2 separate regions of the Homo sapiens genome follow, and region 1 is linked to region 2. The links are chromatin loops, found by intact Hi-C in ENCODE. Cell type or tissue: heart right ventricle. All regions are shown on one strand. Links, peaks and the distances in the headings refer to the core of each region. The heading gives the core; the rest is flanking DNA.

Evidence for each region. A loop is a pair of places that touch in the nucleus more often than their neighbours do. Peaks named below come from ENCODE experiments on the same cell type or tissue, not always from the same donor. Only the 100,000 strongest peaks of a DNase experiment are listed, where the experiment ranks them.
Region 1: it touches region 2 in a loop (3-fold over the local background); 76 of 110 quality-filtered maps call a loop at or near these places.

The regions. Positions count from the first base shown.
Region 1 is chr10:116,677,486-116,692,915 of GRCh38, forward strand. HSPA12A (heat shock protein family A (Hsp70) member 12A) reads right to left here. Exons shown (of 12, transcript NM_025015.3): 6 at 14,866-14,982; 7 at 6,306-6,477; 8 at 4,306-4,392; 9 at 3,667-3,771; 10 at 2,018-2,276. Among named protein-coding and RNA genes, the nearest start is that of HSPA12A-AS1, 15 kb to the left of the region's middle. RefSeq lists enhancers at 4,837-5,338, 5,339-5,838, 13,614-14,352. In heart right ventricle, for the core only: a CTCF peak has its summit at 5,035 (motif pointing right); a DNase peak (open chromatin) is centred at 5,036.
Region 2 is chr10:117,154,773-117,169,909 of GRCh38, forward strand. It overlaps MIR3663HG (MIR3663 host gene), which reads right to left and starts at 14,283. Exons shown (of 3, transcript NR_121651.1): 1 at 14,088-14,283; 2 at 5,842-6,068. It overlaps MIR3663 (microRNA 3663), which reads right to left and starts at 13,002; the gene lies at 12,906-13,002. RefSeq lists enhancers at 4,588-5,344, 10,821-11,375. In heart right ventricle, for the core only: CTCF peaks have their summits at 11,212, 13,557 (motif pointing left) and 13,767 (motif pointing left); DNase peaks (open chromatin) are centred at 11,502 and 13,549; H3K4me3 peaks cover 768 bases; H3K27me3 peaks cover 4,000 bases.

The DNA.
Region 1 (15,430 bases), core at 3,026-7,025, 490 kb before region 2:
AGGGTTGACAGGCCCCAGAACTGTGCAGGTAGGTCTTGGGATTCCAAACAGAGGACAGGTGCCCTCTGTGGGGGACTAACGGGGCAGAGAACATCAGCCCAGTAAGAGGGTCCAGACTGGCCCTGCTCCAAGGGCAAGAAGACCTGACATGAAATCTGCTTTCACTTCCACTAAAAGGAACCAGGGCTTCTTAGGGAAATGGCCAATTCCAGGCCTGGGGTAGGGAATGTACAAGATGAGCCAAGAGTGTCTTCACATACAAGGAGGCAAAGACACTGTCAACCACCACAAATGTCATGTCAAAGGGATTCAGAGCCAACGTGAGAAGGCTCCTACTGGCCGAGATGGGACAGTGTGGGTGTCAATAAGGATAGAATTGCCATTGTTTAAAATACATCAAATATGCTTAAATCCTCAAATTCCTAATGATACTCCCCCTCATGCCCTCACAAAAGGAAAAATTCATTAGCTACTTTGGCGGATACTAGGAAATTGATTCTTTTTTTTTTTTTAACTCATAAATGGAGGTTGAAACCCAACCTATTTATCCTGTCTTCCCTAAGTGAGCTGTAGTTCAGGGCAACCAAACCACTGAGGAGCCAAGTTTCTCTCTCTAGGAGTATTCTAGCTAAATAAATGAGGAAGGAGTGATGGACCAAGATGGTGGCCATGGAGCCACCCCTAATGCATTAGTGGACCAGGCAATAATCATCAATGGCTGCTAATATCACAAAAGGAGAGACAGGCAGACATTTCGTGTCCCCTGATGGGATGCAGTAGGAGGAACCACCACCCGTAAGGCAGATATGCCAAAGATTCAAACTTGAATCTGATTAAACCTCTAAGTCCATCTGCCAACTTGCAAAAAAAAAAAAAAAAAAAAAAAAGGCTATGGGATAGAACCTGCTGTGTAACACCACGGACGTGAGATGAGCAAAGCCCAGATGATAGGAAACTCCAATCTAAGGACAAACTACTAGTTTTGCCATCTAATAAATTGTGAAGGAAAAACCAGGAGGGGAACCTGTACATTAGTGGGACTCGAGGGGCGTATCAGATAGCTGCTATGTAGAGCCCTCATTTGGATGTTGGTACAAAGTGAAAAAAAAAAAAAAAAAGACAAATGGAAAAATGTTAATGTTAATTAGATACTTGATAATATTGAGGAATTATTAATTGTTAAGTGTTATCGTGGTATTGTGGTTGTGATTTAAAACTTGTCTCCTTTAGAGGTACATACTGAAATAGATGAGATGCTAATTTCTAAGATTTGCTTTAAAATAATTGGATTTAGACTAGCCAGGACCTGACAGTTGTTGAAGCTGGACAATGGGGTATTTTACAGGATAAATGTTTGACATGTTCCCTTACAAAAGGATTATTAGAAAAAGGTAATTATGAAATATGATAGATAGGTAAATCTGTCTGTAGTCATCATTTCATGATGGATATTATATATATAAATTTAAAATGTTTAAGAATATTAGAAATCTATTATTTTTATCTTTTTTTTTAAATTCGGCTTTAAACCGTCTTCTAAATATATTCATTTTGCAACAAGCTGAGACACAAAATCAGTCAAGGGACTCAGAGTGGCAAGAAACCTACATTCCCATTGGATTAATTCCACAAATATTTATTGAGCACCTACTGCATACCAGGTTCTCTTCTAGACACTGGGGATATGGCAGGGGCCAAAACTAAACTTCGCTGCTTTCATAGTTCCTCTGTTTTTAGCAAACACATAGATAATACTTGCCAGGTCCCAGGCATTGTTCTAAGCACCCAACATGTATGAATTCATTGCATTCTCACAACAACCCTTGGAGTTACATAGAATTATTATCCCCATTTTCCATGTGAAAAAAACTGAGGGAAGAGAAGTTGAGTCCCTTGCCCAAGGTCATACAGCAAGTGTGTAGGATTGGAACCCGAAGTCCACACTTCGCTCCTCTCTCCCATCAGCACGATCCACCCGCTAGAATGTCCAGAGCCCGAGGTGATGAGCCCAACTCACTTGCTTTTCCGCAAGGCGTGCTCCACACTGTGCCCGCGGAACTTCTTGTAGTAGTCAATGAAGGAGAAGGGCAGGGTGATGTTCAGCGGGTTAGTTCTGTCTGGGGCAGCCGCCCTTTTGCGAGACTCAAACGCAATCATTAAGTCAACCCAGGCTGCAGGGCGTTTGATTTTGAATTGTTCAATAAAATCCTCTCCAAATATTTTATACAGAAGTTTTTCGAACTCATAATCTACTCCTAAAGATCCATAGGGTCCGCCTGAATTGAGAACAAAAAGGGAGGCCATGGTGTTAAAAACCATTAGAAACCCAATCCAGACTCTGAGAAACAGGCCCACCTGTTCATCTCTGAGCCACTTAGCAATGGGACGGCAGCTATAAGTGTTTACTTACACTTCAGAACCCTGCGCTGCTTCTCATTCCATGTGGAGAAGCTTTTCCCTACAGAAATCTCTTGTCAACAATCTTTACTTTATTATTTTATTTTTGTGTTTTCTTTTTTTTGAGACAAAGTTTTCACCCTTGTTGCCCAGGCTGGAGTGCAGTGGCACAATCTTGGCTCACTGCAATCTCCGCCTCCTGGGTTGAAGTGATTCTCCTGCTTCAGCCTCCCGAGTAGCTGAGATACAGGCACGCACCACCATGCCCGGCTAATTTTTGTATTTTTAGTAGAGATGGGATTTTGCCATGTTGGCCAGGCTGGTCTCAAACTCCTGACCTCAGGTGATCCACCTGCCTTGGCCTCTCAAAGTTCTGGGATTACAGGCATGAGCCACCACTCCCAGCCAACAATCTATTTTAAATCAATTACATTTTTTAAAAAATCAATAATTTTATCTAACTAGGACCATTATGGTATTCCAATCCAAGACATCCAAGGGCGGGGGCTGGAAAATCAGCAGGCCTGGTCTAGTCCCTGTGTGATCCTCTAATTACTTATTATCCTTTCCCCTCCAACCTCCCAAAAGGGAAACAGCATGTTCTTTGGTTTAGCAATCTTTTTTTGAGAGTCTCGCTCTGTCACCCAAGTTGGAGTGCAGTGGCGCAATGTCTGCTCACTGCAACCTCTGCCTCCTGGGTTCAAGCAATTCTCCTGCCTCAGCCACCTGAGTAGCTGGGGCTACAGGTGTGCACCACCACGCCCAGCTAATTTTTGTATTTTTAGTAGAGACAGGGTTTCATCATGTTGGCCATGCTGGTCTCCAACTCCTGACCTCAAGTGATCTGCCTGCTTGGCCTCCCAAAGTGCTGGGATTACAGGCGTGAGCCACCGCACTTGGCCAATGGTTTGGCAATCTTGATCCAAGACAAGGTGAGGCCTCCCTAGAAAGTTCACCTTAGCACGGTCATGGGCAACATCAAGTTGCAATCTCATCCTTTCGGAATTTTCAGAAACCAGCGCCCTTGGCCAGGATCTGAAACAGGCTCGCTTTAGGCCAAAACCCAAGTTGTGGTGGTTTGTGTTTTAAAGAATGTTTAATTGCATTTTGCTTTCCAATTTCAAGCAGACATTAGTATCCTCCACCGCCTACGATCCCACATGTTAGTGGCATTCAAGAGAATAAAACTGAGAGTTATCTGAAACAAGTGAAAACAGAACTGCCTGGAATTGGCTCAGGAATAAGAAAATTAGCCCTGCAGGGCCTCACCTGTTGCTTTATACAGTTCCTTAAGGTGTCCCTCCGGTAACCGGATCTGATGGACTGTCAGGTCTACGGTGCCACCGCCACTGTCCACAACCACATACTTATCACCTGGCACAAAAACAGCCATCTTTTACACAGACTGTTTGCCAACCCCATCTGAAACAAGCTTGTGGGTGGTAACTAGGTAGACCCAGCTAAGTGCCCTCAAAACTTCTCATTAGCACAATGGTTTTGCTAATTAGCAGCTCTAGGAGTTAACCATGACCAAAGAGAATGCAATCTGCCCAGGAGGATGGTTAGACATGGACGATGGAGAACCCAGGTGAGTGAATCTAAGATTCACACATTGCTGCATACCTGGCACGTACTTAGTGGGCAGTTTCCTGCCACGTGAATAGTGAGTGCCCTAAAATCATCTGCGTTTCACCAAAGACTTACTCTGGAACTGATCAATTCCAATCCCTACCTGGTTTTACAACATGCAAAATTACAGCTCCCAAAAGAGCTCTCCCTGCATGAGTGGTCTTTAGAACCCACTGAGTTTGAACATTTTCCAAAAGTGCAAAAGGGACAAATGGGAATGGCTTTTCACGAGCAGCACAGGAAAATCCAGCAAGAGCAAAGGACATTGAAGGACGCTACCTTCCTCCAGCTCGGACCAGATTTCTCCTATGACATTCTCCACCAAAAAGGTCCGACTCTGCCGATTACGCCGTATGTGTTCCTTAGCTAGTGGCCGACAGAAAGAAAATGATGACGGGTAAGAAAGCATGAAAAAGCAGAGATCATTTGCAGTCAGTGAAGGCAATAGCATGAGGAGATTTAGGGATGGAACATTAGTGACATTTGACCAAAATAAGTCAATACGATGTCGGGAATCACAAAGCCAGCTCTTCCCAGAGAAAGTGATTTCCACCGGCCTTCCTCTATTCCTCGGCTTAGCCTGTGCCCAGCTGAAAAGCCCACCCTGATGAGATTCTCACAACAACCCTTGGAATTAGGTGGAATTATTATCCCCATTTTCCACGTGAAAAAAACTGAAAGAAGAGAATGTGGTCAAATGTGCGCCACTGCACTCCAACTTGGGTGACAGAGCGAGACTCTCAAATGAGACCTACCCTGGTCACATTTTTTGGAGAATGGGTTAATGAAATCGCCTAGTTTCCCGGCTTTGCTGCCCCAGGGAGGAAGCTATCTGCCAAACAGCCTGCAGTGCGCTCAGTTAAACAATTCCAAATCAAGGAATTTTGTCTGATACAAGGAATTTGGGGTGTGTTTTCCTAACATGCACCCTGGGTAAATAGACTGGGGGGGGGGGCCATTTCCTGACCCAGCTGAAGCCAATATGCATTGCGGCCACAAGGTGGCGCGTCTGGGCCTGGCAAACCCCTGTGCTGCCTTTTCCATGAACACAGGGACAACCTCCGCTCCTGCTGTGGCTTGAGGTGCTGAGTGGCGGAGACGCCTATGTGGCTATGAGAGGGCACAAATCATTGTCCCTATGTTCGGAGAAGGAAATCAGGTCAGGAAAGGTTAAGGGGCTTGCAGTTCCCACAATTTTTTTTTCTTTGAGACGGAGTCTCGCTCTGTCTCCCAGGCTGGAGTGCAGTGGTGCGATCTCGGCTCACTGCAAGCTCCGCCTCCCGGGTTCACGCCATTCTCCTGCCTCAGCCTCCCAAGTAGCTGGGACTACAGGCACCCGCCACCTCGCCCGGCTAATTTTTTTTTTTTTTTTTTTTTGTATTTTTAGTAGAGACGGGGTTTCACCGTGGTCTGGATTTCCTGACCTCGTGATCCGCCTGCCTCGGCCTCCCAAAGTGCTGGGATTACAGGTGTAAGCCACCACGCCCGGCCCCACAATTCTTTTCTTGCAGCCTGAAATTAACCCTTAGACCTTAGGCCCTCGTGCCTTTGAGATTTAACAACAGTGCCCGGCGCCACCCCCATAGTGCTCTCACTTAGCGCTCATATTGGTGCCTTGACCCTGACAGGGCGTGTCTGCAAACCCTATAGCCCTCGACACACCCACAGAGCCCTGGATACCAGGGAACCAAGTTCTGTGACCAAGGCTATGACCTACTTGCATTCAGGTAATTATTAAAGAGGAAAAGCTTTTTAAAATCGCCATCCTCAGTCTCCCTAAGGCGGTGCTCCTTCCCACAGCTAAGCGAGCGTCACCTAGGTCAGGAAAAGTCAGCCGGTTTCATCTGCATTTTAAACTCATCGCACATGAAGCAGACCCAATGAGTGACTCAGCAATAAATCAACAGTCTTAATGGAGAATTAATAACAGGCAATGGAATTAGATTAAGAATCTGTTAATACACAAGAAAGATTAAGAGCCTAGTACAATGTGAGGCCAATAACCGCTCTCAGGCTACCCTCAGATTCTTAGAGAGAAGCTCCCCGCCCCCAGACACTTGGTGGGTGATGAACCAGGGTAACCATGCCTCCATTTATGGGGGTCCTTGGAGGGGCCAGGTAGGGGGGCTGAGCAGAGAGGTGCTTAAAGCCCACCTCCTCCCGGAGTATCCTGATTCTTCATTATGGCACTAAGTGCCTTTAAAATCATCAGAGGGAGAGAGACATCCAGGGCTTGGGAAGGAAGGAGAGCAGGAGGGGGAGAGAGAGAGCAGAGGTACCCTGTGTAAACCCAGCTCCTACTGTGTCACTGCCGCTGTACCCATTGACGGCTGCCTTGCTGCTCAGCTCAATCATCTGGTGTAGCCGCAGCTTTCGGCAGTAGATAGAGGCTGCCTCAGGCTCCAAGGCAATGATGAGCTGCTCCGAGTTCTCGGGGGAGGCCAGGCCTGCCTGGAAGACAGAAACAGAGGCTGGGACCCAGGGCCCCCTGGGCCGGCCTGCTCCTAGGACACCCGTGCCTGGACTGACATCCCTAAGGAGGGCGCACTCGTGCTCTGCATCTGTGGGACATTCTCTACACAGTCCTCTGCAGAGCATAATGTCAGGGTGCCTCGGTACTGGGCCCCAAGCCAGATACCCAAACACCCCAGGGTGGCCAAAGAAAATGTATAGGCACCCTGGGGAAAACACCAGGTGCTCTGGCTGTGGGGCCTCTTGCACTTGGGGCCTCCTTGGCTCAGAGCTGAGCAGCACCATGGGGAGGAGCGGGGGGATTCCGGACTGCAGGAGGCACACGGGCTTCCATGCTCCAGTGGTGAAGGCATGGAGTTGCAGAGACCCTGAAACTTTCCAAACCATCACAGGGTGGAAGGCAGGTGATCTGTTCTCAGTTGTAATATACCACACGGTCTGACCAAATCGGAGCAAACCCCTATCTTTGGTGGCCTTGGAAACAGACCATGGCTGGGCCTCAGCAACACAAGCATTTGACTTTGCTATCTGGGTAACCGACCTGTTATCTCCAGAGCGCTAGGAGGGTTCCTGAGATTTGCCTACTGGGGGTGACAGATAAGCAGTGGCTCCAGGAGGAAGCCCCTCCTGGAATCCCATATAGTCCCTCATTTTCTAGAGTGCGGTTGAGTCAGCAAGAAGATATCTTATTCAAAGCCTCCACCCTTTAATAGTTTTATTATAGACATATATCACATATAGTAATAAATATTCCTTTAACAATCTGATCCCCAAGTTCTCATCTGTGGCTTCCATCTGCAAACATTTGGGGCCTTGGCCTGTAGTAGGCAGAAGTGCTTCTGCTCTGTGACATCTGACCAGTCCCAGTCACCACTCCTGTGGGCCTTCAGAAGGGCCAGCTCAAGAGGCCCTGGGACAACCCTTCTGAGGATGCTCAGAGAAACAGCATGGCTGGGCCTCTAACCAGGTCCCTGGCACCTCTCATGGCCTTGAGCTGCAGCGGGAGGCCCCACTTGCTTCTGGAAACCATTCAGGTACACGGGTGTCCTCAGTTGCCAGCCCGATGGACCACGGAAGAACACTTCATCCCTGCCACTGCCGTGGTGCTGACTTTTTGCCATTTCTTAGGAACCTTGGGATGCTGCCTTCATACCATGCCTACTGGGAGGAAGGCCTCAAGTTCTGTATCAGACCCCTGGGGTTTAGTGCATTCTTCTTGCAGACCAGGTTCAGAAGGTCTCCTAATGTCACACACTCACAAATAACTTCTCATCAGGCGAAGTCGGCCTCATCATGGGCAGAGGGGCTTGGGAGGTCCAATTACTGGGCAAGGAGGGAAGGGGATTTTCAGGTATTAAGAATGCAAAGTGGCCAGGCGTGGTGGCTCACACCTATAATCCCAGCACTTTGGGAGGCTGAGGCGGGCAGATCACCTGAGGTCTGGAGTTCGAGACCAGCCTGGCCAAGATGGTGAAACCCCGTCTCTACTAAAAAAAAAAAATAGCTGGGCATGGTGGGGGCAGTGCCTGTAATCCCAGCTACTCGGGAGGCTGAGGCAGGAGAAATGCTTGAACTTGGGAGGTGGAGGTTGCAGTGAGCCGAGATGGTGCCATTGTACCCCAGCCTGGGTGACAAGAGTGAAACTCCATCTCAAGAAAAAAAAAAAAAAAAGAATGCAAAGGACCTTCAGAGCTATTTATCAACTCCTTCACTTTATGTAGAAAGAGAGGGAGGGTGGCCCACTGTCCCAGTTTGCTCAGGATAGAGAGATTTCCTGGGATGTGAGACTTTCAGTGCTAAAACTGATACTACCAGCAGGCAGGTGACTGAACATCTTCACTCTGTAAATACCAAATGCCTCAAAATGGCAGAACCACATCTGGAAGGCTGACTTTATAAAACCAGATAAGAACCACCACTCTCGTGTCCTGCACTGTCCGTGGCGAACCCTCTTCCCATCACCTAGTACCCTCAGCTACGGCCAACCACCCGGGCAGCATCAATGCCTGTCAGCTCAGCCCATGGGTCAGAGAAGCTGGGTCTGCCCTTAGGTGACATCGGTCAACAGGGCCCTGACTCAGGTGCATGACAGGATTTCCCACTGCCCCCTATTCAAGCAAGTAAAAGTCCCCCCTCCCCAGCTTCACTCTCACAGGGTCACATTAGACATCCTTAGCACAAACATGGCTGGAGGTTAAAGTGAAAGAGGATGTGGCTCTCACACGTATGGTGCCCTCGGGAAAGGTGAAACCTCTGAGCCTGGATCCCAAGGGGTCGGGAGGAAGAAATCCCAAATAAGACCAAGAGGGGCCCCTTCCGAGGGACAGCTCCTGTGCTGATTCTTCCATCCTTGAGGTTGTGGAGTCAAGGACCTCCCAGGAGCATAGAAGGTCCAAGGGGGAAGCTTCCACAAAACGGGGTGAGGAAGAAGGGACAACTTGCTGCAAAGAAACTGCCAGGCCTGTATGTATACAATTCTCCTCCAAAGTTCAAACTTGAAAATAAACTGGGGATGGCAGTAGACCCATGAGTGGAGCCCAAGGAGTTGGTGTGAAGGAAGAAAGGCAAAGACCCAGACGCTACATTACGGTTACCATGTCCCACTGGGATGTCAGCCTGCCAGGTGGGACTTGTGGCAGTGAGGCCCCCACAGGGCCAGAAAAAGCAAGGTGGGCCTGGGCCACGGCAGCAGGGACAGGGATGGGAAGGGAGAAAGGGTGGCATAAGCTCCGCCCCTTGTCCCCTCTTCCCACACTGTAAGTCCCACTCCTCATCCCTCTTCCCACACCATAAGTTCCACCCCTCATCCCTCTTCCCACACCATAAGCTCCACCCCCACCCCTTCCCAAACCATAAGCTCCACCCCTCATCCCTCTTCCCACACCATAAGCTCCGCCCCTCATCCCTCTTCCCACACTGTAAGCTCTGCCCCCATCTCTCTACCCACACTACCCCTGAAATTCTGAGCAGGAACTCTGACTTAGATGGGAAATCTTTATATGGAAATTCAGATCCAGCAGTCTAGAGGGGTGAAGAGCCCTGGGTAAAATTCTACAACTCGAGGGCATCCGAGTGTGCCTGGTGTGCAACTGAAAATCCAGCAGAACTGTCCCCCGCCCAGGACACTCTCACATCCTGAAGACACTGAGGCTGCCCCAAGTCTGTGGAAAACAGCTTGGGCTGGCCACTCAGGGGAGACCTTTCATCTGTCCCTCTCCAGCTGGGCTGGCCTCAGCTCCACAGCAAAAGCTTTGGCCTGTTTCCATAGGGGGTTCCCCACTGTACCAAGATGAGGATGCAGGTGGGAAGCGAAGGTGAAGAGGACCCCACTCCTGAGCAGAGGAAAAGGCAAGGTCATGGGCCCAGGCAGTGTCTGGGAGGCCTCGGACAAAGTAACCACACTTCTTTGCTTGAACCAGCTCCTGTCCAGTGAGGGGCCGTGTCCTACCTGCAAACTCCCATGGAAGCCACAGTAGAGAGCTGAGGAGAGGTGAGAAGAGGCAGCGGACTCTGCACAAATTCAACCTCCCCAGGAGTCCCAGAACTGCTGTGGACTCCGAGAAAAGGAGGAAATGCTAAAGTATCGCCCAGGCTCTCAAAAACCCAGCTGTCTTTCTCTCTGGGCAGGAGGACTCAATGCTTTCAAGTGCAAGCTTTGTTTCTGCATTAACACTTGCAGCCACCCTCAACAGAAGCCCTCCACTTGGCAGCCCTCAGCAAACCTATGGGTCTGTTTGCCTGGGATCAGGCCAGGGTCAACTGCAACCACAGAACACTCTCCGTCTTTGCTAATTCTGCCTTCAGAGAAGGTGCCTCATGGTTACTACTCCCACGTGAGCCCTCCCTCCACTGGGGCCCCTGCCAAGCACTTAACATATTCCGTCTCCAGTCCTATACGCCAAGCTTGTCCAACCCATGGCCCACAGGCCACATTGTGGCCCAGGACGACTTTGGATGCAGCCCAACACAAATTTGTAAACTTTCTTAAAACATGATGAGTTTTTTTTTGCGATTTTTTTTTTAGCTCATCAGCTATCATTAGTGTTAGTGTATTTAATGTGTGACCCAGGACAATCCTTCTTCTTCCAATGTGGCCCACGGAAGCCAAAAGATTGGACACCCCTGTTATTAACGGTGCAGACATGTGTAGCCTCTCCTGCAGGATGGTGGATTTTCTAACAGCAACGCTCAGTTCTTCTTGCCCCAAAGCACACAGTAGGTGTTCAGGAGGTAGCTGCTGAACGAATGGACCCACCAGCCCTCCAGCCAGCCTTTTTTCCTGCAGTTTCCTGGCCCTCATCCCTGCATTCCACAGACATGACCTGGGGATTCTACATACAGGAAGTATCTGAACCAAGAGCATGCTTCCCCATTTGCCTCCTCCAAGAATTCGGGGCAGCAGGAGCGACATCGTAGTAGCTTTTTAGAGCCTTCCTCTGTGATCACGAGTTTCACTCAGGAGAAGCAGGTGAGAAAACCACACTCCAGGGAGACTGAGAAGCTGAGGAGGTGGTGTTTACACCAACTACTCTGCTCCTCTGCCTTGCAGTCAGCCAGGAGAATCTGCCAAGGGACTGTGTCCACAGCTGAGAAAAAATAGCCAGATCAGTTAAGAGCGCTGCTGGTCTGCGGTCAGGCTACAGAAAGGCTACAGCTGCACCAGTTCGGGGTGTTATGCTGTTTTGTTTTCCTGATGATCATTTCTCACTGCAGCTTGTTCAGAAAGGGAGGCAGAAGAAGCTGCGTCTCCATGTTAGATGAGAGGATCATACATATGGGAGCAGCATTTATTTAACACGTTTCCGGAGCCTACTAGAGTTACACATTTTAGGCAAAATGCCCTTTGATATAAACTGGACTATTTCCTATCCACAATCCCCACAGCTTCAGAACAGTCTCCAGTTCTAAGTCTTTTCTAAAGGCCTCAGAAGAGGGATCAGCTGTTCTTTCTGTTATCATCTTTTCACTGAATGCTCTTAAAGGGTCTAAAGATGGCTTGAGTCTGTGAATTACAAAAGATAAAGGTTTAACCCATCTTTTCAACAAGCACTCAACTCAAGGCGAGTTTCTGGAGTTTCACCGATGAAACTGCATCTGTGCACCCTCTCTGCAGCCTTTACGGGCAGTGAGCCATAGCCTGCCCCAGCAGAGGCTCCAGAACTCCAGACCTGCTCCTCACAACATCATCTCCCAGCTCTGCTTCCAGGCTGCTTTCTCCTCCACCTGGCAGGTGGGAGGTTCAAGTTCAGCCCCCACCACTGCCCAGAAACCTGTGCTCAGGAGGCCTTTGATAAGCCTGAAAGGAGGGGCTCCATTTTCCCCACACAAGCAGAGTAGACGTGACCAGTTCTCCAACTGTCCTACTGGAGTAGCCACTCTACCTCATCCTTCCAGCTCTCCTGCCTGAAGTTGGGCCCATGGGATGGGATGCACTTTGGGTAGAAGGGTCAGTGGGCAGCCACCGCCTTGCAGAAGGAGACAGATGACCACCTGATTTAATACCTTTCACATACATGGGTGCCTGGTGAGCACTCGCAGAAGCTGCTAGGCTGAGAACTATGTTCTGTGCTCAGACACTGTATTAGTCAGGGTTCTCCAGAGAAACAGAAGCAGTAGGGCATACAGACACACAGACAGACAGACAGACAGACAGACAGATAGATAATTATAAGGATTTGGCTTATGCAGTTATAGAGGCTGAGAAGTTCCAAGATCTGCAGCCAGCAAGCTGGAGACCCAGGAGAACCCACGGTACAGGTTGGCAGGCTCGAGACCCTGGGACAGTCAATGTTTAAGTTTGAGTCCAAAGGCAGGGGAAAAAAAAAAAAAAAAACAATGACCCAGCTCAAAGGCAGTCATGCAGGAGGAACTCCCGCTTACTCGGGAGGGTCAGCGTTTTGCTCTATTCAGGCCTTCAACTGATTAGATGAGGCCCACCTTCCTCAAGGAGGGCCATTGCTTTGCTCAGTTTATTGATTTAAATGTTGAACTTTATCACAGGAACACTCAGGATAATGACTGACTAAATATCTGGCATCCTGTGGCCTAGTCAAGTTGACATATAAAATTAATCATCACAGGTACATATCTTTCTTATTCTGTATAATAATGGGGGATGGAGAGAGAGTAGAAAGATGTTAATTTTGCTCATAGAGTTGCAAATTTCACTTCCACTTTGTCCTAAGACTCTCCAGAAGACAGGCTAAAGAGACTACAGCAAAGTCTGCAGAGCAACTGTGCCTCCCAATACACCCCTCTCCCTAACCCAAAAGTATGCAAGGCTTCAGTGAACCATTTGGCTGGGAGCAACCCAGGGGCCAGATCCCTGCCTTGGTTGGGTATAGAATCCAGTGCCTACCACGGTCCTGACAGAGAGATAGGCCTCTAGTTTAGGTTTGTTTAATGAATAAATAAATGCATGAACAAAAAAAGCAATTGAATGATCGCCGCCCTCTTTAAATCCACTCAGCGGCTGTCAATGGAACAAAGCAAGTATCAAATCAGAACTGCAAAGGATCAAAAACGAAGCTGCAAAAACACTGTACCAAAGTTAGCCAGCATCGAGGAAACAGCATGTCTCTGGACTTCCGAAAGCAAATTCCCCACATTCATAAACACAGCTCACATCTGTCCTCACCCAAGAGCTGCAGGCCTTTTTCTCTCTGGGGTACCTATTTGATTCCAACAACCCCCAGGGATTTGGTGCCCTCCACTGTGACTCCCCAGTGTGAGGGCCCCACACCTCTTGTCCCACCTCCTAGAAGAGCCAGCCCAGGGCTCAAACTCCCCTGACAGATTCACCAGCCACTGCACCTCTCTTTTTTTTTTTCAGGCTATAAATAAGAATTGACCTTTTCGTGGGTCACACATTTGTTGCTGAAGTCTTCCTGTGGGGCTGGGAAAAGAGTCAAAACCATGAATCTTGAATATTCTTCCTGGGAAAAACTCAGAACGCCAGGTGGCGTCTCTGCAGACAGCTGTGTCCCGATGCCCCATTTCTGGGCCCTGCCGGAAGGCTGACACTATGGAGCTTGTGCTCCGTGATGCCCAGGGCTTCTGTGAATGGCTAAACTGCATTTTGTAATTCTCTTTTTAAAGAGCTTGCCTCTTTCTGGAGCTTCCACCCTCTTCCTTCATCCCTATAAAAACAGATCTATTTTTGGCAGGTACATACACTGAGCCAGATTCTCACACTGCAAGGAGGCAGGGGAGTGCAGGGGAAGCAGCCTGGGGAAGGGGAGAGAGTGCAGGGAGGAGACGACTCGCCCTTGACTGCACGCAAGTTGAACTGTGTGCTACTTGGAGTCAAGCCTTCCGAGTGAGCGCTGAAAACAATTCATGGTGCTGAGGTTCCCATGGCCATTCAACTATGCTGGGGCTCAGGGTTGACTCTGTGGGTTTTTTGTAAAGAAAGTGTCACAAACAAAATCAGAGGTACGTCTCCTGGGAAAGGTGGGCAGGATGCTTCCTGAGAGTCATGACAGTGGGGAGGGGACATCTAATGACTCTGGTGACTTGCCACACAACCCAGCCTCAGCTGAAGACTCACAAAACTGACTCTCAATACACAGAGAGCTGACCCAGGCCCCAGGCGTGGGTGTTCATACGCCCAGGGGCTTAAGTGCAACAGGAGCCAGCTCTGTCCTGTCCCTGGGACCATAACAACAGGTGAGCATGGCTCGCCATTCCTGCCTGGAAGCCAGATCCTCACAGCAGCCGCCCCTAGTGCCCACAGGGATGGGCTGGCCACTGGCACTGGAGCATCTGTCTCCCTGGCCAACAAGCGCCTGTGCCTGGTATGCCCCTTGGCCATGCCACTGCCCTCTGCAGGGGTCTGCCACCTCCAACACCCCCCCGCTGAGTGAAGTGTGCAGGGAACAATCACACTTCCCTTCTTTTCTGCGGCAGACATGCAGTTTTCAGCCTCCACACCAAGCTGAAAATGCCTGGTTCGTGGCCAATGGCCTTGGCTTGCTTGCTTTCTTGTTCAAATATTCCTGTTTCCCAAGCCTTTCCCTTAAGGTTCTCACTTCATTTCACCCACAGAGAAATGTCTCTGAACCACAGCTTTGAAATCCTAGCCCTGGAGACTCCGCAGTAGAAACATGACCTGGAAATGTAGAAAGCCAGGAAGGAAACCGAACCCAGCTCTTGTTGTGGGACTGACCCCCATGGCTCCCCCAGGAGGAAGCTGAGGAAAGGGATGGCTCCTTGTCTCCCAGCTCCCACCCTGGCTAGGGGAGCCTCCTTGCTGCCTCCCATGGAGGCCAGTGAATGTGGGAGGTACCTGGGCGGGGCTACAGTCACCACCCTGGACATCTTGAGTCCTTCTCCTCCGGCTTCCACCCGCCCTGACTCTACCCTCACCTGGTAGGCAGCTTGTCTCATGAACTGCTTGGCCGGCTGCTTCCAGATGGCAGGCACCGTGATGACCCATCTGACATCAGAGTTCTCGAACTCCGAACCCGCCTGGTCACTCAGCTCCTGAAGCCAAGGGAAAGAAATGCAACAGGTCAAGTGGCAGCTGGTTCCTGGAGCAGCCTCCTGTGGCTTCACTGAACCCAGGCTTCCTGCCATGAGCTCTTCAGGAGCCAGTTTCAGGGTCCCCCAAACTTACCAGCATCAGAGAGCAAAGATCTGTTTCCTGAATATTCTGCAAGCCGGGAGCTCTAGCCCCTTTCCCTCACTGAATGGGACCGTGGGCTGGAGAAAGGAGGATCAGAGGAAATCCCTTTGGCCACTTCCTAATCATGTGACTTTGGACAACTGACAACCTCTTAGGCCTCAGTTTCCATATCTGTGCAGTGGGGATTATAATGCCAAGCTCCAACGATTGTTGAGAGGATTGATGATTTATGGAGAGCTACATTTACTGAGTGCTTATCACGTATCTGCCACCTTATTAAGCACTTTGCATACCTTGTCTCTATTC
Region 2 (15,137 bases), core at 11,135-15,134:
AAGGAGCACCTACCTGCCACATAATGTGCTGAAACCCACTCTCAGGGAGCACAGAGCCTCCTGGGTTGCAGGATGGGACCTCACCTGCCATATGTGCTCCTAGTGCGGGATACTTCTAATCTTCCACTGAAATGTCAAATGAATCAAGACATTCCTGAGGGCTAAACTTTGTGGTCCAGGCTGCCTGTGGGGAAGGAGGTCAGAAGAAAGAAAGCGCTGGCCGGGGTGAGAGCCAGACTGTGCCCATGGCAACTTTGAAGATGTGGAACTCAATCCTGGCATTCAAAGATGAGCATAGGAGAGAAGCAGGTGCCTTTCTTCCAATGGCTGCAGAACCATGTCTAAACACCTCCCCATGCACATATGTATTTATAAACAACACTTCAGGCTGAGCACCAGCTCATGCCTGTAATCCAGCACTTTGGGAGGGAGAGAAAGGAGGATCGCTTGGAGCCAGGAGTTCCAAATCAGCCTGGGCAATGTAGTAAGACCCCTGTCTCTATAAAAAATTTAAAAAATAGCTGCACGTAGTGTTGCACACCTGCAATCCTAGTTACTCAAAAGGCCGAGGCTGGAGGATCACTTGAGCCCAGGAGCTTGAGGCTGCTGAGAGCTACAGTTGCACTACCACGCTCCATCCTGGGTGAGAGAGCAAGGCCTTATCTCAAAAAAAAAATTTTTTTTTAAAGAACACATGATACTGTTAGAGTACTTTCAAATATAACTACATAAATGTCTCATGAAAGTACACATAACAGATGTGCTGGTTCCTTATGTTTTCCATCTGAATAAATACAATGCTCCTTCAGTTTAGACCCAACCAGGAAACCTGTACCATAGCCCTGCCTGACTCTACGCTTCCCCTTCCACCCTCAGTCAAGGGCGGCTGGGGAATGTCCTGATGCACAGGCAAGGGGCAGAAGTGCGCAGATGCAGCCCATAGCTAGAAGGTAGACATGGCAGGACCTGCTGTTGGATTGAGTATGAGGGAAAGGGGAATCCAGGATGACTGCAAGATCTACAGAGGACAAAGGAAATACACATTGAGGGGGAGTGGAAACAATTAAGATCTAGGCACTAGCTTAGCTACTAAGAGGCTGTTTGATTCTAGGCAAGCATTTCTCTGTCTAGATCTCAGTTCCTCATCCCGAAAATGAGACTTCTAAAACTCAATAACTGGCCGGGCACGGTGGCTCACGCCTGTAATCCCAGCACTTTGGGAAACTGAGGTGGGCGGATCACTTGAGGTCAAGAGTTGGAGACCAGTCTAGCCAACATGGTGAAACCTCGTCTCTAGTAAAAATAAAAAATTAGCTGGGCATGGTGGCGGGCATCTGTAATCCCAGCTACTTAGGAGGCTGAGGTAGGAGGATTGCTTGAACCTGGGAGGTGGAGGTTGCAGTGAGCCAAGATTGTGCCACTGCTCTCCAGCCTAGACAACAGAACAAGACTCTATCTCAAAACAAAAACAAACAAACAAAAAACCTCAATAACCAAACTATATATGTTATAATATTTAATATCCACCAAAATTTATAGAATGAGATGACAAACATTTGTATAACCACCACTGAGCATAAGACACACAGCACACCAATGGAATTGAAGGCCCTCTGTGTACCCATTCCTATGGCACTCCCTCCCTCCTGCCCCCACCCCAGATAGAATGATACTACCATGCTACTAAATCTGGCATTTATTATCTCAAGTGCCCTCTTAAGGTTTAATAATAATTCTGTTAATTTTATGATTTGACAAGACCTCTTAATTTTTTGGCGTAATTGACTTGTAGTTGACAGAAATCTTCCATACCTACCATCTCATCTGATTTTCACCAAAATCCTATGAGGATGTGCTAAGCTTGGGAAGATTCTCTCCAGCTTTTCATATGAGCAAAGTGAGGTTCCGAGTGTGATATGTCATAGCACTTAGCATCCTGACCACGTTTCATCGCATTTCATGCTTTGTTTTCCATTGCTAGTTATTTTTTCATGTACCTTTGTATCCATCACTAGACTGTAAGTTCTTGAGAGCAGTGATCTCTCTCCTGAAGCTGTGGCCAGTGTGGTAACGTTACAGGGCTCAGGCTTCAGTAAAAATAAATAAATAAATACCCAGTGATGAGGGGAAAGTAGCCCACGTTACGGAGAAGCTTCTGAAGCCTGAGATAACACAGATAAGGTATGTAGAAACTGGACCTAAAGAGAGGAATAAGACACAGGATGCCCAACAGAGTATGACGGAGCTCCACGGACTGGAACCCATGACACAGCATGCTGGCAAAATTTGGCTGTTATAAGTCACGCCCCTGATGTTTGAAAAGGCAAAACAAGGAAGTTTTCGGAAGAGCTGTAAGAAAGCAGAAGGGTTATCCGGTTCACTTGTTGCCATAATCCTGGACTTTCTGCAAACACATCATACACCATGACATCATGATGTGTAATGGGATCATATCACAAAAAACCAATGTAATGCCATCAAAAGCATGACCCTTTAAGAATATTTCAGAATTCACACATTTAGGACTAGGGAACTTTAAGGAAATGGTATTAAAGACAGCCATGATCTACGGCTGGGCGCGGTGGCTCATGCCTGTAATCCCAGCACTTTGGGAGGCCGAGGCGGGCGGGTCACCTGAGGTCAGGAGTTTGAGACCAGCCTGACCAACATGGAGAAATCCCGTCTGTAGTAAAAATGCAAAATTAGCCGGGTGTGGTGGCACATGCCTGTAATCTTAGCTACTTGGGAGGCTGAGGCAGGAGAATTGCTTGAACCCGGGAGGCAGAGGTTGTGGTGAGCCGAGATCACACCATTGCACTCTAGCCTGGGCAACAAGAGTGAAACTCTCTCTCTCAAAAAAAAAAAAAAAAAAAAAAAAACAGCCATGACCTTAAAAATTTTGTCTCACTCAAAGCTGGAGTGGATCTCTTTTGTTCCATAGACTTCTCTGAGCCTCCCAATCCATCAGTAGGGAAATGAGAACTTCTTACAAGCCATTGTAAGAACTTCTCCCCTATTTCAGGCATTCCTTATGAAAGCTTTTTTTGTCACATGTCTGATATCCTTAAGGAAAAATAAAACGTGTTGGCCTTAATGATTTCAACCTCTTAGACTTAAATGGAACACAGTAATATGCCAGTTAATTTCTGCTTGTAGGTTCCCAAGTAGGGCTTAAAAATATATTCTAGCTTTCTCAACTATTTTTCATAAAGAAGAATCATCATGACTGTGAAGACCACTGTGATTTGTGGAATAAATCCATAAATGTATAACCCAAACAGATCAACTAAATGAAGCTTCCCTCGAGCATGACAGTAAGTCGGCTGGGCTCTAGGAACAAAATGTGTAAGCACAACACTCACAGAGTGGATATTCTTTCAAGTGATAGAGACAGGGTTGGGAAGGACTCTAGAGTTAGAGCCTTCCATGGGCAGTGCTGTTTATTGTATACACAAATAATAGTGACAATCGCTAATATTGACTGTGGAATGCTTTACATGCACCTTGTCATTCACACTTTCTTACAAATAATGGGGCACTATTCCTTTTATTTCTTCTACTCTTAGAAATAACAGAAGCTCAGAGTGGTTAGTAACTTGCTCTATCACCTAGAGAGCAAATGGGGGAGCCAGGCTTCAAATGTGGGTGTGTCTGCCTCCTGATCCCCAACTCTTAAGCATTTTGCCATTTCATCTTTCACCAAGGCTCTCCTGCTCTCCAGCATGATCTGGGCTCTGAACTGTTTCTCCACTAGCCATCTGAGGATAGGTTTCCACCAATTCAGCCACCGAGCTGCTGGAGACGGGGGTTATTAGATTACCATCTCAGAGCAAAACAAAATCAGTATAAAATCTTAGCCTCATTAGCATGGGACTCAGTCTCCTCAGGTAGCCAGTCTTGGCCATTGATTTTTTATTATATGCAGCAGTTACATTTCAGTTTCTCAAGTTACTCATAGCTACATATGAGTAATAAAATGATAGCAACAACTGGAGTGATGCTAACCATTAGTTTGCCTTGAGTCCAAGGACAAAACAAAGTCTTAAGTGTCCTACTCACTCCTTAGCTCCAAAGTAAACAAGTCTTTCTGCTACTAGTACTGGATTAAGCTTCATAACATTGTCCAGGTGAAAGTACTTAGGGCTGGAGGCCTGTGTAGATGCTTGTAAAGAGGGAGATGCTTTGGCAGATTAAACCCATTCTGTGGGCTTGTTCTATTTTCTGGAAAATCTCAAGTATGACAAAATAGCTCCAACGAGTTATTGTTCATCAACATCTGTCATAAATGTTAGAAATCTTGGCATCATTTATCTCTATCTCAATCTCATCTCTATCTACATTTATAATTTACTTATGTATTTAAAAAGAAATAGAAAAAAACACCCTGGTCTAATGGAAAACATCTCAGCTCTAGTGGTTCCCAACCTTTTGGGGTTTGAGAATCAACAACACAATGTTATGAAACCTTTTGGGGTTTGCTATTCAATAACAAAACAAAAAAAGATAAAACAACTATAAATAAATCCTATCTGGCTGATTTAAATTATAGAGCTCATGCAGCTTGAGCAAACCCTCTTCCCTTAGCCATGGTGTGATTCCTCTTGATTGAGAATCGAGTTTCTAGGCTACTTCTCAGAGAATGAAATTACAAAACACAAGATAGCAGATTTTTAAAAAATTGTCACCAGGTATCCCTGCTGGATATCAAGTGACTGGGTCAGAAACTCAGTTGGAAACTCTGCTTAAAGAAGAGCGGAACAAATCCCCCTTGCCTGGGAGGCCAAACAGAGCATTGTTTTAGTTCCGTAGGAGATAATGACAATGGAATAAAACATTGTCCCGGGTAATGGTCTCCCGCTGGTAGGGAAATGCGTAGGCAAAAACAAACAAGGGGCTGAACTGCTACCTTCTTTTTAAAGCAAAAACTGTTGATCCTGGAACTGAGTACCTCCTAGCAGCTTCCATTTGGTTATATTAAGTCTTACATTTGGAGGTGCTCTGGGCTGGGGTGTCGCTGGGTAAATAGGGGGCAGGGTACAGATGTTAAGAGAGCCGCTAGCTCTACTGCTTCTGAACTGCTGGCTTCAGAGATAGGCTTAGGGGACCATTTTGAATTTCATCAGCCACTGGACAAAACAGGCTTTCCATAAAAACACAATCACCACTTCATGCTTTGCTGCCAGCTGAGATCTCCCTGCTGCCATATTCCACCCTCATGCCACCCATTTTATGACTGCCGATTAGACTGATATATATTGTATTGGTAAAGTTCTGCATTTCTTGAAAAGAAAACCTTTATAAAATAAAGAAGAATGAAGCCAATAATCCATTCATTTGACACAGAAAGTCAGCACTTTCCGATCTTTCTCCTTTTTTCCCTTGCAAGATAATATAATATGTAGAGACTGTCTAATGTGTCTCTCAAAACAAGATTTAAATCAGAGATCAAAAGTGGGTAGTGATTTAAAATTCTAAATTTTGGAAAAATAGCAACTATCCTTTCATTTTTGAAACAAAAATAAATGAAAATTCAGGGCCAAAGTCGTCCTTCTGCCAACTGGAGCTTCTGTAGAACACACAGCTCAGACTCTACCACACAGATGGAAAATAGTCCGAATGCATGCTGGCAGTATTCTTTCATTCCACGAACTTCTACAGTTTCCTTTAAAGCAGCATGGCATTCAAAAGTTGAGGTCCAATTCATCTTTGCTGTTAATGAGGCATTTTACAAGTGTATTTTTTTTTCTTGGGAAAAAATTTTGAATTGGGTAAAACAAATGGCAAGTGGATATTTAAAAACAAAAACAAAAACAAAAACAAAAACAAAAAACACCTCCTTACTTGGACTGGTGATTGACTTGCTTAGAATTCTCTGGGCCAGCATTTCATTTCCTGATGGCTGCCATTTCCCCTCCCATTCCAAGTTCTCTCTACTTGGGGCTGACACAGGACGTGGAAATACTAATATGGCTGCTGGGACTCCTTTCGTGTATTTCAGCAAGAGAATTATTTCGTATCAGTGCTCAGTGTCTCTCCAACTTTTCCATTTCCTCTAAGGTCAGGTTTCCCTACAAAGAAGAACGCCATATCGATTGTTAGTAACAGGAACTAAGCATTTGGGGGCCAGACACACAACTTTTCTGTTTCATGGTGTCACTGGCAGAAGAGGATCCTGGCCTGAATACACATTGGAAAGAGGCAATTTATATTTTTATTACAGTCATTAATCTGATATTTCTAATTTAAAAACATTCATTTGGAAAAAACTCAATGATGAGACAAAACAGTGTTTTTGCCCTGTTACCTGTATGTAATTATCTCAGTTTTCTCCCTCACCTTTGTGGCTTGATGAGGATTCCCTGGTTAAACGCAACTCCAGTACGTAATAAAGGGCATCAGTTACTTTTGAAGGTGCTTTGGCAATGTGGTCACTAATGTAAGTAACCATCACAGAAACCTCAAGTCGAGAGAATAAATGGGAGAATAATAAGCAGAGAGAACTAGCATAGGGAAAAAGTTAAGGGGGGGAGGTAAAAATTTGGTGGAAACAGAAAAACTCTTTAATGTGGATGCTAAGGAACAAGATCAAAGTATAAGAATTTGGATTAGGCAGGATCAGTTCAAGTTGTTAATAAAAATATGTGGGAAGAAACGAAAGCAAACAGTTCTCGGATCAGTCTCCAGGTATTCAGGGCTGGCCAAACACAACGAGAAGTGGAAAAGGGGTGATAATTAGTAACAAATATGAAGGTGTGTAGACACTTTGGGCAATTCCGATCTTAACGCCTCCTCTTCCTCAATATCACAGTGCTTCATGCAAAACAAGGGACTGCTTAGAATTCTGTCTTCAGCCTTCATGAATCTGGTCAGGAGTTTCTGCATCTTCCTTACCTTGTCAGCATGCTCAAAATATTTAATGCGATGACCTCTCACTCAGTAGGCATGGGATGCCTAAACCTGTATCATTTCAGCCTTTGCCCTAAAGCAGAGTTCTTCAGTAATGCAAAATTTCCTATATGAGAACTTCTGCTTCAACAACAGTAAGGTCCCAGGCACACAAGGAAATGCCCAATGCAAAGAATCTGGCAGGAAAATGAATGGTTGTGAAGATTGGGCTCCAACTCCTTTTAAAAAAGAGTTCCAGGAACATGTTTACTGTGTAATTTTGCCATGAGAAAGTTCATGGGAACCATTTTCAAGTCTCAGGAAAGTCTATTTGGTAAGGTAGGAAGTTTGCAAGTTCAGAGACTATTTTTTTTTAAAGAAACAAATTTCAATCACTTTAATAAACACTTTAAAAGCAATTTATGATAACTGTAGCCTTCCAATGACTAGGGCTACACTGAACTTTCCAAGCCGAAACATTCATCCTTGTATTCAGGAAAAGTCCTCTCAACAATTTGGAAAAATATTAAAAATATGAAAGCAATTGAAAAATCACTTTCACCTGTGCAATATCCTTCTTTCATGAATGTCTCCAATTACATAGCTAGGGTTACAGATTTTCACAAACACAGTTTCATTTTTGATAGTTATGTAGCTGTAATTTCAGGCCATTTCACTCTATTGAAAGGTACGGGGGCTGCCTTTGCCCTCTCTTCCTCCTGTCGCTTAAACCATCCAAGAAAACATCAAGAAATTAAATAAGAAGGGAAAACAAGAGGTAGAGATCGTATTCAAAAGACTGGAGTCCACCACATGAGAAGAATCAAGTTTGTAACCGCTGGGGTTACCTCCCTGCTCTGTCTTCCATCTGGGCAATGGGCTAACATCCCCGGGCTGGGGGTGTCTGAGGAGGATGAAGACATCCTCAGCGCTGCAGAGGTGCTAAGAAAACAGCCAGCTGTCTCCTGACTTAGAATTTTTGAAAGCTTTCGGGCCTCTCTGAGAAAGCCGTTCCAAATCCACCCCGTATCAATTTGCCTTCTAGAAGCGGCAGGATAAGCACACGGGTTTGGGCAGTGCTCACATTTTGGGTTTATTGGCTTGATGGGGTTGTTTGGGGCGCTCTCAGTTACAAACTGCAGAAGAGTGGGGGCGGGGGACAGGATGGGGAGGAAAGGGTGGGCGAAGGAGCCGAGAGTAAGACAAGCCGAAGGGTGGAAACTGCGGGAGGGAGAGGAAACGCCGAAGGCGATGTAGAGTCCTGCGAGGGACCGGGAGAGGTAGGGAGGGATCCGAGCCGCAGTCCTGAGGGAGAGCGACCGCGCGCCCCGCAGCCGAGCTGGGTCCCTTCGCCCCGCCCGGAATCCCGGCCCCCGCCCGCCCCACGCAAGTCCCCGTGCCCCCTCCGGGAGGTGGGAGTCGCCGGGACTCTGCGCTCCGCCAGCCTCCGTCTGCTGGCCGGGTCCGGGATCCGCACCCGGAGAGGCTGAACCGAGGCTGAACCGAGGCGGACGCAGCCCCGGGTCGGTGGCTCGCCTGGCCGGGTGGGGTGGGAGCGATTTTCTGGCGGTGGCGTTTGCAGGAGGGGAGGAGACAGCGCCACCCAGGGCCTCCCCGAGCACTGCCGGCCAGGCCGGGCTCGGGGGCCGGAGTGAGGGTGCAGGTGGGGCTCCGGGTTCTGCTTCTTGAAGGCGGCGGCGGGGCGAGAAATGCAACCGCGTGGGCCCCGCCTGCTCCCCCCGGTCCTGTCTTTCCTCGACGCTCGGGAGGCGTCCCGCAGCCCCCTAGTCGCGATGCTCTCAGGTCCCCGGCGTGGACCAGCACGTGGGCCCGGGAGTCGAGTGGGGACGAAGGCATGTTGGCCGCCTCAACTTCCTGCGCCGACGGCTGGGGACGCGGAGAACCCTCTCCGAGCTGGGGTCCCCGCCTGCTGGGCAACCTCACCTCAACGTCTGGCCTGGCCTGGGGCCGCTTGGACTCGGCAGCGGCTGCACTCCTACAGAGCCCAGACGCGCCTTCTCGCTTTTTCCTTTCTGGGCCGGGGCCCTAAACTCCCGGAACTCGCCGCAAGAGGAGCGTTGAAAACAAAAGGGACAGCCCAAGCTGTCCCGCCCGCTGCGCCCGAGGAGCATCCCCTTGGCGCTGCAGGCTGTCGCCTCCCCCAGCACCTGGCGGGGCGGGTGCCAGGCTGGGCCTCTAGACGGTTTCACCGCTGCTTATCATTTCTCCTTCATTTTGCAGGGGCAGGGGAGCTGCCCCTCCCTTCGGAGAAAGGCCGCGCCTGCACCCAAAGGTAACCCTCGGGTGACCCCGGGAGCGGGGCTGTCTGGCCTTGGTGCGAGACCCCGGGCGGGGGGTCAGAGGTTTCTGTTGCATCAGAGAAACACGGCAGCGTCAAAAAGAAAAAGCTTCCAGTGGGTCTGGGCCTAAAGCTATTTTTATTTAAGTCTCAAATTGTCTAGTTTGCCATTTTGCTTCTATTTTTTAAAAAATTATTTCTCAGTGGCATGGGGGAGGGGAGATCAAAGGTGACGGATGGGTATCTCTATGTTGGTGTCAAGTATGCCTTCATGTCTGTCGTTTCTTCAGCAGTTGTCCCAGTACCGTCCACATAAAGTATCTTCTTCCAAGGACCCGTTGCAATAAAACGGGATATTTCTATTTGGACCGTTCTATGTCAAAGAAGGTTGGCAGCAGCGCCAGGCTTACCCATGATTAAAGGGGGACATTTCCTACAATAAGGTAGAGTCAATGCAGAACCCACAAGCTCATTGATTTCCATCCCTGTGTCGTCAGCTTGTTCACTTTCTCCTAAGATTATGACAATAGTAGTAATAATAATAACCAGGACACAAATAACTCTTGAGAGGTCACTTGTAACTACCTCTTCTTGGAGGTGAGAAACACACACATGCATACACACATACACCCCTGTGGACTTATGGTTTATTTTTGTCAGAGGAACTTAGAATTGCCTGAGGTGGTGTGTGTGTGTGTGTGTGTTTTTTTTTTTTAATGATTTATTTACAGACTTGCTAATGCCTCCGCAGAAATCCTGTTTATCAGCCCAATAGTTGTGACAGGGTTAGAAAACCAGTTTAAACTGTTAATCGGCCAGAAAAAGGGCCCTAGATTGATGCCTTTCACTTACCTTTGAAAGGCTATAAAAGCAACGCCATACATTGGGATGAAATTAGACAGCGACAAAATCATTACCTTGACTTCCCACAATAAAGACAACCTTAAAAGGGGGCTATTGATGGTTTCAAATTACATAACGGTGGTTTATATGTTCTTCCTCTGCGCTCACAGAAAGCAATTTTAAAGTGTGAATTCTTCAAAGAACGGGCAAAGCATTCACACACAGACATGCGTTTTTATTTTATGTATTGCAAAGCGCTATGAGAGAGAGAGAGAGAAACCAAAAACAAAAATCCCAGCAAAAGGAGGCCGAGTCCAAAGAGAATATGTCCGGTTTCTATTTCACCAAGCTCCTGGACTCACATTTGGCCCCGGAGCCGAGTGCTCGGTCTCTTTCCCCGGGACGGGACAGGGAGTGGAGTTCCTAGCCCCTTGGGTGGGAAAAGCCCCGCGCACGTCACCGGGTCCCGTCTGCTCACTGCTTCTGCATATTTTAAGCCTGGACACAGCCTCCTTTAGGATAGAAAGGCATTTCCCAAACAACACCGATTCTGGGGGTGTAGTGGGCCTGGCGCTGGGTCCTGGAGAGAAGGTTCAGCCCCCCTTCTCATCCCTGTACTTTGGGGATGGCTCGTACTTGGACAGGGGTGGGCCTCCGCCTTCTCCGCCTTCTATCGGACCTTTCTTCGGATGGATTTCTACGTAAACTCGGAAGGCGATCAAATGCAGGCGGCCAACCTCCAGCGCTTTTTTTTTTCCTCTCAAAGGCGGCGCCTGCATTTTTGGGGGCTCCAGCCCAGGCTGAGAAAGTCCCCTCAAACCTCTACTCTGAGGTTGCTCACACGGCCTGCAAAAACCCGACGGGGCACCCCGCCACCCCACCTTACGTTTCCCTAGGGCCAAGTCAGTGGTCAAAAACCAACCCGGTGGTAGCTGCCTTTACCAAGGAAAGACAGCCAGGACGCCCGCACCGACGGCAACGCGCGGACAGAGAGGACCGTGCCCTCTTTCGCATGTTACGGGGCGAGGGGGCTGTTGGCGTCAGGAGCGCCCTGGGAGGAACTTCGTAGCGGATTCGAGAGACAGAGGGAATTCAGCAAACTTGCTGCCCCGGGCTGCCGGCTGGAGCCCGGCAGATTCGCTGCGCAGCACTGCCCCCTGGTATCCAGCGCCGAAAGTGCCCCCCTCCGCAGCTGCAAGGCTCCTCCCTGGGCTGCGCGGGACAGATTTTTTCTCCTTTCCTGGCTACACGCCTAACAGAGAAGCTATCCCGAGGGACCTCAAGAAGTCCCCCCAAGCCGTACTCAAAAGCCTTTCTCCCTCCTCCTCAAGCGCTCACTTCCCCAAAGAGGACCCGGACCCCTGACTGCCTGAGCCAGGTCCCCAGCATGGTCCGCAACCCTTCTCGACTCCGGCATCCACCTCCAGGCTGACGTCTACCCGGGAGGGGGCTGGGGACCCAAGGAGACTTCGACTACAGGCCCAGGCGAACGGAAGGAAGAGGCTTGCGTTCAGAGAGACACGTTTGGAGCTGGGACTGTTCATTCTTTAAGGAACACCAGCTTCCAGGGCATCTTTCGTTGGCACCTTGGCTTTCCAGAGAAGAAAGGAAGTGGGTATCAGGGCCAGCCCCTCCTCGCACCCCAGGCTGGAGAGGTGCCGAGGTGCTTAGTCACTCAGTCCAAGGGCACCTGAGAGATGGGGGCAAACTTGGCAGGAGCTTGAGCACGGAGGCGTGATCCGCGGGGGGCGCAGGCAGGGCGGGGCCCAGAGCCCCCTTCCGCCAGCCCAGCCTGCCCCTTCCAACCCAACTTGTCTGGCACTGGCTTCTACGGGTGCCGAGAAGACTGCTGTCGTGGGCACAGGGTCCTCGACCCCAGGACGTGCGTGGCCTTTCCCACCCCAACCGGATGGTTTGTCCCAGGCTTTGAGACTGAGCTTGATAGAGAGGTAGGAAGGAAGCGGCGCCAGCTCCGGAGCCAGAGTGGGTTGGAGTCCCAGCTTGGCCACCCTCTAGCTGTGTGACCTTGAGTGAGTTACTTCGCCTCTCTGAGCACCAGTTTCTTTGTTTTTTTTTTTTTCAGGAATGGTGTGAGGATTGAGGTAATGTCCTTAGGATGCCCACATGTGTTCAGTCAAGGTCGGTCGTGATGGTTGCCGGCGTCCGCTGCAGGAAAGGCCCCCAGGAATCAGCTTGTAGGGTGGGCGCCAGCCGGTACTGCACAGGGGCATCGCGGCCTCCGGTTTTAGAAGGGGCAGAAACAGCGCAGTGTCCTCAGCCCTGAGGGCTGAGTGTTGGAGGTCCCGACGCTCCTGGGTTCTCTTCTGCCCGGGTGCAGACTACAGCAGGTGCGCAGGGCTTCGCACACCTCTGCTGTGGGAAGTGAGTCATCTTCGCTTATGATTGCATCTGGCCAGGCCAGCTACGAGAACACTGGGCCTCACAGCTGCCACGTATCCAGCCTTAACCTGTGCCAGGCACTGTGCTAAGAGCTATGCACCCACAATCCCACTTCTTCACAACAGCCTCGACCGAAGTAGATGTTTAAGTTTTTAAATTTCCATTTTACAGAGCAGGAAACAGACTCAGAGAGGTTAACTTCCCCCAAGATCACACAGCTGGTAAGTTGGAGAGCGGGGACTTGAACTGAATCTTCCTTGGAGGCCAAGCTCTGAACCACTAAGTTGGGTGGCATTAGAGAGCCAAGCTCTCGCCCTTCGGTTTCCATTCACGCTACCCTCTCTGAGCCGCAATTCTCTCTCCTGCGTTGGCACTGGCAGAAGTTGAGACACGCTCCCAGGAATCGCGGGCCGTGGCGCGTACTTCCACGCACCCCAGCTAGTTCCAGAGACTCAGCTTGTTCTGAGATCCTCTTGTCGAGCCCCCTTGGTCCCGGCGCCCGGCCTGTGTGGTGCTCAGATCAGACTTATCCACCCGAGCACCACGCAGACCAGCGCCTGGACCAAGGTCCCGGGAAGGAAGCCCTCCTCCCCTTCTCCTGTGGCTTAGCTCAGCGATCAGGGAGGAGCCAGTTAAGAAGTCACAGTCGAAGCCATGACTGCTGTGTCCCGGGGAGGCAGTGGAAGGCGAGGAGCACGGAGCGGGGATACCGCCGGACAACCCCTCCCCGCCGCCCCGTCGGCGTCCTCGCTGCGCAGGGGCTCCCTTGCTGCCCCAATCTAAAAGGAAGCCGTCGCGGCCCAGGGCACGGTAACTAAAAGGCCGTCGGGGAGGGAGACGGGAATGAGTGGGCTTGGACTTGAGGTTTCCGAGCCAGCTGCTCCCTAGAGCCGTTCCTGAGCTCGTCAGCCAGCACGTATTTAATGAATGGCCACTGGGTGCTAGGCCTTGCACGCAACCCTTTCGTCCTCCCCCGGGGCTGAGCCGAGGGTGACCCAACACTAGTCGGAACGAGCCTGGAGACATGGCGCCGGGGCTGCGCTCTGCAGGCCTGGCCTGGTCGCTCTCCACGCACCCCTCTCTCTGTAGCTGCCGCCCCGCCCGGCTCTGCCTGTGGGCGCCCCCTGGCGGCAGGAAGCCGAGCGCGCACCACGCCCTCGGGGCTCCATCCCCACTCACCCCGGCGCCTCTAGCCGCTCCACCCGCACCCCCAGTTCGCGCTGCGGCGGCCAGCCTCTTCCCCGACGGCCGACCGAATGTCCCTCAGAGCTTTCCGTGACCGGCCAGGGCGCGTGGCTGTCCGGAGCCCCTCCACGTTCCCCAGCAGCAGGCCCGGCTCTCTCTGATCAGCGAGCGCGGATGCCGGTCTCCTCCCTCCCTCTGCCGGGCTCCAGCCCGACGCCAGGCCGCTGGGGGCAAGCGCTGTGCTTTGGAAGAGGAGAAAAGCCCCAAATAAACAAAAACCCAAAGCCCATTCAAGTTCAGGGGTGGAGAACTGTTGGCATCTGAATTTTAAAAAGATCGCCGGGACTCCCAACCACCACCAAACACCCTCTTGTCCACCCCCCCCCGCCCCCGACACCATCCCACCCCACACACCCCACGCCCGCGTCCCGTGAACCGAACCGCCAATGCGCCGCAACCTTCTCGGCAGTCACACCTGTGTCCCCGATGCCATCTGCCCACGTCTGTGTGTGAAGCAAACCCCGCTGGCAGACGGGATGGAGAGAGATGGCTCCTCCAAACCAGAATTAGGAGGAAAACCCCGCTGAGGGCGTTTCAAAAACCCAACAGGCGAGCGGGGAAACCTGCATTGTCAGACCTGCTGGGCCCTGAGTTCTAGCCCCATGCACCGCGCCGAGCTAATTCTCCCGGCGACTCTCTGAGGGGTTATTACCACGTAATAATTGATGAGGACACTAAGGGCTAAGAGGAGTCAATTAACTTGTCCCTAGTTACAGAGTTGGAAGTCAGGGATGGATCTTAACTGGTGGGGCTGTTCCGAGGGCCTGTGAGAGACTGGGTTTCAGCCCAGAGCCCAACACAGCGCCGGTAGAGAAAGTATCGGGTACATTTTTGCCTGCTAATCCGGCGGTAGGAAGTCAATTACATCTTTGATGACTCAGATTTTTGAAACAGCCCCATACAACTTCCAATTACGGGGGCAAATATAATTGTGAAAGTCTATGGGATTTGGAGATGAAGGAGTAGGCCATCAAAACATAACCCAGAACTTAACTTGTTTTGGAAAAAAACATTTTATGGAAAATTTCCAACATATAGGAAAGAAAAGAGAATATTATAGTGAACTCCCATGCACCTGTCCCCAACCTCCAAATAACGAAGGCAAATCTATTTTATGGTCAATCTATTTCCTCCCCTCCTTCCCACGGACTCTGCCTCCCCAGCTGTCAAAACCTACACACACACTGCTTCCCCTATTCACACAGATTATTTGGAAGTAAAACCTGGACCTTGCCACACTTAATCTGCAAGCATTTCAGCATGTACTGTCAAGAGATGACCACATTACCAAAACTACAATAGCATCAACACAACCACAATACCAAGATATACCCACAAACTTCACATTCCTAAACACCCTGGAGTATCCAGCTGGCTGAAGCTTTATTTTAACCACAATTCCTGGCTAGAGCTTGGTTTTCACTGAGTTTCAGCTCTAGGGCCAGAATGACCTGGGTTTGGATCT